Linked DNA regions of Homo sapiens: region 2 is linked to region 1. Evidence: chromatin contacts called from ENCODE POLR2A ChIA-PET data. All regions are on one chromosome and are shown on one strand. The core of a region is the stretch at or near the end of the contact, and the rest is flanking DNA. Distances in the headings are between cores, read along the strand shown.

Evidence for each region. ChIA-PET counts read pairs that join two places held with the same protein, here RNA polymerase II (POLR2A).
Region 2: POLR2A ChIA-PET joins it to region 1 with 10 read pairs in RWPE1. The contact joins the promoter of SERTAD4-AS1 here to the promoter of LAMB3 in region 1. POLR2A ChIA-PET finds 5 or more read pairs at or near these places in 2 of 52 experiments (PC-3 and RWPE1).

Annotation. Positions count from the first base shown.
Region 1 is chr1:209,651,175-209,655,620 of GRCh38, reverse strand. It overlaps LAMB3 (laminin subunit beta 3), which reads left to right and starts at 3,196. Exons shown (of 23, transcript NM_000228.3): 1 at 3,196-3,252. RefSeq lists an enhancer at 2,495-3,694.
Region 2 is chr1:210,231,429-210,235,874 of GRCh38, reverse strand. SERTAD4-AS1 (SERTAD4 antisense RNA 1) reads left to right here and starts at 1,990. Exons shown (of 2, transcript NR_024337.2): 1 at 1,990-2,240; 2 at 4,104-4,419. It overlaps SERTAD4 (SERTA domain containing 4), which reads right to left and starts at 3,079. Exons shown (of 4, transcript NM_019605.5): 1 at 2,864-3,079. RefSeq lists an enhancer at 2,668-3,201.

The sequences.
Region 1 (4,446 bases), core at 1,947-4,446:
ATTGGAGATAGGTGCCTCAAAAAAGACCTCCGCACTCTGGCTGATACAGGAATTTCCACTATTAGTAATCCATCCCAGTGCCCAAAGCCTGGATTGTCCCCTCTGAGAATGCAACTACACATCAACGGCACAGGGGATGCATTGAACTGTATCAATTGTTTGTACTTTAGTGTGGATCCATTCATTCCACAAGTATTGAGCACCTACTATGTGCCAGGCACTTGGAAAACAGTAGTGAATAAGATAGAAATCTCTGCCTTCTTGGATATTACATTCTAGTTGGGAAGAGACAGAAAATAAACATAAGCAGATAAATTATATAGTTGGTTAGAAGCTGGTACATGATGCCCCCCTACCAAATAAGTAAATAAATAACTCACCAAAATATAGGGTAGGTGGGGTTAGGAGTGTTAGGATGGGGGACAGGGATGGGGCAGGGAAGTTGGCTGTAATTTTAATAGTGTGTTTAGGATAGGCCTCATTGAGAAGTTAGGATCTGAACAAAGACTTTGAAAGAGGTCAGAGAGTTAGCTTTGTAGATATCCAGGGGCAAGACCGTTCCAGGCAGCAGAAGCAGCTGGAGCCAAAGCCCTAAGCCTGAGCTAAGACAGGGATAGAGGCCATTGTAGTAGAGGTGAAGAGTAATGGGAGGAAGGTGGTGTAGGGTCCCCTAGACTCTGAAAAAGCTCTGGCCTTGGCCCTGAGTGGGATAGGGGCATGTGAAGATTCTGAGCTCGGGGTGCATAACCTGCTGTGTTGGGACTTGACTGTATATCAGTGAGGAGGCTGTTGCAGACGTCCCAGGAAAAGAGGCTCAGGCCAGGAGGGAAGAAGTAGATTCTGATTATTATTGGAAGGCAGAGCTGACCGAATTTGCTGATGGAGTGATGAGGTTTGAAAGATACTGAAGTCTGGGATGACTTCACTAGCCACTTTCCTGAGCACACATTCTAATAAGTCAAGGCTCTAGGGCAGATAAGTGCTCTGTTGTAGGAGGATGGGCGCAGGGAGAGAGGAAAGGTGTGCACACAGGGGAGGCTGAGGGGCTCCAGCCACAGTACCACACCCCTTTAATCTTAGCTGGACCCTGATCTGGCCTCAGGCTCTATTTTAGGCTACTTGACTGAACAAATTGGGTTCTGAAGCTCCAGAGCTTGTGCCTGGAGCCCTGGAGTTCTTGGGGGACTGGATCCCCACTTGGAAATGATCAGTGTCCCTCAGGAGTGAGGCTGGCTGGGCTGCTCTTGGGGGTCTGCATAAACAGCTTCCTGGACTTTGCCGGGAGTGTAGGGGAGAGCCAAGCACAGCAATTGGCATGTCCCTCCTGCGAAGCCAAACCACTCCAGGACCTGCCCAAGCCTGTGAAGTCTGAGACACCGAATGTGTATTTACCTGGGCTCATGGCCTCAGATAAAGGGAGGAGGAGGAGGATTTAAGGGGCCCCAGCTACTCATGGTGAGGCCCACCGCACACCTGCCCTGCCTTTTCTCCTCTGAGGATCTGGGATTGCAACACCTGCTCTCTTCTGCTGAGTTAATTATTAATGAGTTCTTTGTCACATCCTCTGGTGATGGGCAGAGGGCGAAAGTTTCATGAGCGCTCTGAGTTCAGGGAGTTGGGGAAGTGGAGAGAAAGAGACCACCAGGTGGGAGAACTGAAAACACAGGTGTGTCAGAGTCAGAGCTGACCTTTCTCGGTGGGGGACTTGAGGGAGGTCTCTCTGTGTTGAAGGGACACTGCTTCTACTGACCTTACTTGCTGAGTTGAGCTAGATTTCACTGGAATGCTTACAGGGGGCAAGACTCTAACATTTATTGGACTATCAATTATGCATCAACTTACATCAACAACTCACTGCCCACTTGCTAATTACACTATTTCTTCTGCCTACCTGAACTTATGCTTAATTCGAATCTGAGGGTTAGAAATGCCCAATTTAATCCACAAAATTCTACATTTCCCCCTTAAGGGTCTTCAAGCCAATTTCTTGGACATAACCCTCCAATGGTGGAGAACTTTCTGTTTAGGAGACACTAACAAAGTGGAATCGTAGTTAAGAAGCTCCTTTAAATAGTAGCTTTGAGGTCCTAGCATTCCAAAACGGTGCCAGTGCAGGCTCTCCAGGGCCAAGATATGGACTGGCTGACCCTCCAGGTTTCCCTAAAAGCTCTCTGACCCTAACCTGGGGGAAAGAGTGTCCTGTGAGACCAGCCTCTCAATTTGGACCTGCCACTTCCATTTACAGTGGCTGGAAGCCCAGGATCCCTGAGCAAGGAGCCCACAAAAGAAGCTGTGTTCTCAGGCCTGGCAGGAGGCCAGGGAAAGTCTGTTTTGACTTTGTCAGTCAAGCTATGCTTCAGCCTTTCCTTCCACCACTTGTGGTCAGGTCTGTTTTCTGGCCCTCCAGGCGGGCATTCCTGCCTAGGGAGGGAGGGGCTAGGAGACTAACCCTCCCCACAGGTGGGAGGAGTGACTCACAGGCAGCTACCTGTCCCAGGGCTCCCTGCCAACCCTGTGGAGGGAGCTGGAGGCGAGCCATTTAGTTACTCTGCTCATTTCTCTTAAGCTTTCCTTGGATGAGTTGAGCTTTGAATCCTTCCTGATGAACCTTGCCTTTTAAGGATCCTCCAAATGCCCCAAGAAGCTGGGATTTTTCATTTTTTTTTTCACTGGGGAGGGGAATGGTGCTTTCCAGGGTCCTGGATGTTTGAGTCTTCTCACCTTCCAGCCCGGTGATATGTCTGGAGCTTTAACTCTCTATATAAGCCCTAATCTTTGTGTTCTCTGCCTGATCTTCTGTCTGGGGTGGTCCAGGTCACAAGAAGAAGCTGACCCCTGCTGGCTTTGGGAAAATGCTGAGTTCATTGCCTGGCACAAATGCAAGGGCCCTTCCCCACCCTGTGAATTCTGGTCTCTGATGATCACTTACATGTGCCTTGTGCTTTCTGTTTGAGGGGCCCCTTGCAGCCCCCACAGGCAGGTGGGCATTGTGGAGCTCACTACAAGAACTCTGGGACGGACCGACCAACCCACTTGCCCAGTCCCGTCCTGGGAGGTGGGGGTGCAGTGACGACAGATGGGTGTGACGGCTGCCAGATTCCTGAGACCCGCCCTGCGGTGGGGCTACACCCAGCCAGGGAGTCTCCAGAGGTGAGGCTGTTGTTTAAAAACCTGGAGCCGGGAGGGGAGACCCCCACATTCAAGAGGAGCTTTCAGGCGATCTGGAGAAAGAACGGCAGAACACACAGCAAGGTATGTTACCTGTCTTTACCTGCCTGGTGCGGGCCGGATGCGGGAGGAGGACTGTATCTCTGGATGCCTGGGGCCTGGTTTCAGGGCCTGATTTATTCCTCTTCCTGGGAGCTCACTCAGGTGAGCTAGGTTAAAATGTCTGCTACAGTTTTGATTTCTTTTTCACATTTGATAAGCACCTCAGTGGCTTAGAAGAAAGCAGGTTCAGATCCGGGGTTGAGCACAAAAGAGAAGTGAGAAGGGTGGGCTGGCCTGGCTCAGAATGCCTACTTGCAGGGGGATTTTCAGTCAGGGGTGGGAAAGCTGAGAAAGCACTGGATGAAAGTCAGAAGATGGGTCTCTCTTAGGCCATCGTTAGCTGTGGGACCCCAGGCCACATGTTCCCTCCCTGGGCCCATGACTCTTTTAGGAGAGGGATTGGAAGGAATGATTTTGAAGCATTAGGATCTATAATTTAAAGATGCCAGAAATGTCCTCAATTTCCCCCCCCGCCCCTGCCTTGCCAAGCCCCCAGCCCTCCACCCCAGCCAAAAGAGTTTGTGGCTGTCATTGGAACAGAGTGAACATCCAATTCAAGGCAGAAGGGTCACTGCATGAGCAAGGGTGGGGCATGTTTCCACAAGGCAGGCCTGCCTCTGGGACCCCACGGTGGCTTTCGAGCATCCTTCCCCAGCCTCCTTCAGAATCCCTGCTTTGTGGCCTCCCAGCCCCACCCCTCTTGTCGAGCCCCAGCCCATCATTGAAGACATTTTGGGTTGCTTCCCTTTCAGAAGAAACCCTCACTCACTTGTTAAAGACAGCCATACATCTCTCCCTGTTGCATCCCAGAATTGTGGGCACAGAGCCTCAAACTCAAAGTGGCCCTGAATGGTATTGGAGGCCATGCCCGTGACAGGAGAAGGTTTGCCTCCAGGCCGTCAGCCACTCTGACTCATTCACTTTGGGCGGGGCTGGGTTGAGGCTGCTGGTCTAGGCCCTGAGAAAAGCCAGCCCTCTCTCTTGGGGCTGGAACTAGGTCTTGGCCCTTTCTACAGCTTTTCTCCTGCAAAGGGTCCAGCCTTTTCCTGCTCCCCACGTTGTCCTTACGGCTGTGTGGGGTAGGGCAGGGTCCACACTCCTTCCCATCCATTTTAGAGGAGGAAGCTGGAGTCTGGGAAGGGATGGGATTTTCCCAGGGCACCCTGTGAGTCACAT
Region 2 (4,446 bases), core at 741-3,240, 580 kb before region 1:
GCCTTTTGCCTATGCAGACTTTTATTTCATGTAAACAAAAGCAGGTTGTCAAACTCATGCCCCTTAAGAAAGAAAAACATTTGCAGGCTCCTGGCAGCAATTACTTTTGTTTAACAGGACATTATATGGGCCCTGTGCTGTTTTATGTTTGTCAGAGTTTGTTTATATTTTAATAACTTTTTGGTAGTACCTTTTTTGGTTGTGAGGAATTTCAGCGTTTCTATTTGTTAGCATTATTTCCAGCATATCCTATTATGCACGTGAACTTGAAACATGGCATAACAGTATTTATCTTGGCTATTATTTTGTTCACAATATCTAATTTTACTAAGTTTTTCTTTTTTAAATTGAGAACTGTTACACACAAAACCCTAAACTAGAGAGGCTGAGTTCTGCAAGTGATTTATGTAAATCTGAATAAAACATGAATGAGTTGGGATTATTTGGGAGCGGGGAGGAGATTTTGCAATTGAGTCTTCCTAGTCTATTTAAAACTTACACTGGATGTTAACAAATTAAGAAGGCAAGTTGAATGTTCACGAAAAATTGGACAGGGCAGCGTTAAGCACAAATGCTTAACGTGAATCTTTCTTCGTATTATATGTAGAGATCTAAACTGTCATAATTCTCTGTCTGATAAGATTTATAATTCTGCTACTGACGTCAGCAATTCAAGTCCACAAATTCGTGTTCTATTAATATTAAATAAAGAAAAGGATATACATTATGGCAAAATTTATTTTCTAAGATCAGAGGTGATGGATTCAACAGGAGGGTGTTAGAGTGTGTTTTGTCTATGCATGGGTTTAAAAGATAAGAAAAAAAAAAGCCCTAACCCTTCATCCTCAGGCTCCTGAATGTCTGTTTTGACACCCAGGTGGATGTAGTGGAATGACACTTCCAGCATCCCCAGAAGACTGAGGGCTAGAATGCCAAGCTTTTCCAGCAAATGTTCGTAGTAAAGTTACCAGGCATTTCTATACAATTTGTTTTTTTCCAGATGAGTTGGGCTTGTTCTTTCCTAGAAGCAATTATGATGCTAATAGGAGTGGCTGGCACACAAAACAGGGTAGCTATGAATTCAGCGGCACCTTGAATCTAACAAGGGGCTCCAGGTCATTCTTTGCTCACTTCTTCTTCCATCTGTCATTGAAAATTGGAGAGCATTTGATTAAGATCATTATAGCAGTTAGCAGTCTGATTCCAGCACTGGAAAGCAGGGAAGTAAAGGGCTATTTCCACCCCCGATCGATGCTGCCAGTTTTAAATGGCATCAAGCCCCTGACCTCCACATTGTCCCAAAATGATCTCAATAGCTTGTCCGGCTCCTGGTGGTGGTAGTGGAAGGGACTGGATGGGCGGAACAAAATTCTTCAACCCTTCTAAACAAACAGATGTCGCTTTTCTGCCGTTCCTGCAGTACACCTGTCTGCCCTGGGAAGTACATTTCTCAGCTGCAGCCCCGCGAGGCCAAGAGCTTGAAGCTGGGTCCTGTGGTTGGGGCTGCAGGTGCTGGGCCTAAAGAGCACGAAGGGGTGCTCCGATGCCCGAGCCCTGGTGCCCAAGGTGTGTGTGTGTGTGGCGGTTGCGGGGGTGGGGTCCGAGGTTTGGAGGGCCGACCTCTTGAAGGCGGGCGGCAGCCACCAACCACATCCTGGCTCCCGCACAGACACACCCCCGGGGTGTCGGTGCCGCAGCCCTCAGCCCCTCCCCGGGTAGCCAGCAGCGCCCGGTCGGCCGCTGGCCGCAGGAGAAAGTAAACAACACCCCAAGTGTCCGGGAACAAAGGCAAGTTGTCTTTCTACGGTGCCGCAGCCGTGTGCCTCTTCTGAAGAATAAGAGCTATTATTATTCTTTATGTCTTATCCTTTTTTTTTTTTAAAAAAAAAACCAAGTTTCCTTCTAAGGGAAATAAACACCAAAGGTAGGATTCCAAGGAAATGACTCACAGCGGCTGGCAGGGCTCTGGCGGGGCTGGCCCGGGCCCCCGCGCTCCAGCCCGCAGCAGATGTCGGCCCGGCCTTCCCTCCCTCCCTTGCCGGCCAAACCCGCTGGAAGCCCGCGGTTGCGGGAGCGCCCTGCGCCCGTGGGACCTGGCGGCGAGGACGCCTATTCCCTGCTTCTGCGACCACAGCTGGGCACTCGGAAAGTTGCTAGGGCCGAAGAGGCGGGAGGGGAGGAAGGGAAGCGAGAGGCGGAGGCGTGGACCAGGCGGGCAGCAGCCTCAGCCCGCCGAGGAGGTGAGCTGAGGACAGAGGAGCCGCCGCCGCCCGCAGCGCAGCTCTGCTGCCTGGGAGGAGGGTGCGGGGGCGGAGGTGGCGGGGGACAGAAGGTGTCAGCTACTGCATCAATTCCTTTTTCTTGCAAACGCGCGCTCCTGACATCCACAATCCCTCTCTCCCCACCTGCCAAGCGCCGCGGCATCCGGACCTGGGGGCACCCCTCCTACTTAACCCCTTCCCCTACGATGAGGGACTAAGCGGCCACGGAGGACCATGAGGTCTCACCAGAGCTTCTGACCCCACCCGCCCCTGGAGTTGTCTCGGTGCGCGCGGGTGGCAGCCCGAGCAGCCCTAGAGGAGGCGGCGGTTCCCGCCCTGGTGAAGGCGCCGCGGCGCACGCTAGCCCAGGGAAAAGCCCGCGCCGCCTCCGCGCCCAGCTGTGCCTTGGCCCCCACGCCGCCCCGACTCCGCTCCGGCCGCTGCGAGTCCACTCGGTGACCTCGGCACAGCCCTGGTGCCAAGAGGGCGCGCGGGAGGCCGCGTGGGTGCCCGTCTGCGAGGGCAGGAGCCCCGGGGGGCCCTCGCCCTCCACCCTGCCCGGCCCTCCCGCCCCCGCGGCCCGCGCCCAGCCCGGCTCTTACCGCGGGGTCAGCGGGGAGGCGGCGGCCGCAGCGCTTGAGCTGCTGCTGGTCCGCTCTGGGCTCGGCGCCAGCCCGGCCGCCGGTGCACACTCGCGGGTCCCGGCCCGGCCGCCCGCTCGGCGGTGACTGCGGGTGCGCGGCGGGCAAGGGTCCCGGCAGGTCCCGCCGCCGCGACTGGGGCGCTGCGCCGCCGTCGCTGCAGACGGTTATGGTAATGAGCGGCTCTGTCTAGCGAGGAGCGTGTGAAACCCGTCAATCCTGTTTGCCATTTCCCCGTGGATTTCCGAGGAGAGGTTCTGCAGGATGCCCCCAGGGTGAGAGAGGGAACATGACAAGCGCGCCCGCTCTCCCTCCCTCCCTCTGCTCAGGCCGCCGCCGCCGCTCCTCAGGCTGCACACGGGGCGCCTTTCCCGCACCCCCACCCCAGCCCGCCCCCTGCCTCCTTCCCTGCTTCCCGCCCTCCCTCCTCCTTTTCCTCCCCTCCCCTCCCGGTGCCCGGGGACACGCGGGCCCAGCTCCAGCCCGCAGCCCAGACCCCACGCGCTCTCGGGCTCCCGCCCTAGCCCTGGGGGCTTGGCTCCAGCCGAATAATGTATTCACTCTGGAACCTTCCGAGATATCTTGTCTTTTTAAATTTGGTTTAGTTTTGTTGTTGTTGTGTGTGCGTGTGATTAAAAAAAAAATCTGTGCCTTTCCCACCCTTTGCAAAAGACTTTCTTCTCCTTTGCCACAGCAAACGGAGATGAGAAACAGATGTCTTTGCAGGACCAAACAGTTATTCTCCCTCGCCGCCCGCCCCCGCCCGTTTCCCTCCTGAGCTGCGTACGTATTAAAAAAAAAAAAAAAAGCAACCTTGGTCCTGCTGCAACTTGAATTGGCAACCCTTTCTGGGTGGGGAGCCTCCAGGGAAAACCTCCAGGAAATAAAAAGTAATACAAGAGATTGTCCTTGCTCAAGAGAATGTAATTTAAGCCTTGGAATCAGAATATTTTGCAAATAGTAATTTTCTCCTATAGTGGCCTCAGAGTTTATTTTTTAAAATCATTAATTCATAACTTCTGTCTAGGGACCCCTCCATAGTCGAGATGGGTCATTTCAGGTGTAATGAAGGCAGAGGCTTGGAAGGCATAGACCTAATAAAATCGGGAGAAGGCACCTGCACAAAAGTGTTACAAAGACTATAATGTTTGTTTACTGCCACTATACCAGATGTGCTAAATATAACACTTCTTTAAAACAGTGATCCTCCGACTGTGAAAAACCAGACCTCTGGCTGCCTGGCTCCCTAGGAATCAAGAAGACGCACAGACTGAAAATCAAGGGAGGAAGGAACAAGATCAAGGATGAGGATTAGCATCTGCAAATTGAACTCTATCTAATTTGCATGTTTATTTCTTAGAATTGTAATTAAATTTGTGTAATAAATGTTTTCCATTTCATTTGTACACTTAAAACTTGGGTGACTGACATGCAGTTAAGTGAATTTCCTTTTTTTAAAAGCAAATGTAGATTATTCAATAAAGCAGCAAACCAATATTAAACATAATTAGAACTAATTTGTTTTGAAGGTGTTTTTGTTGAAC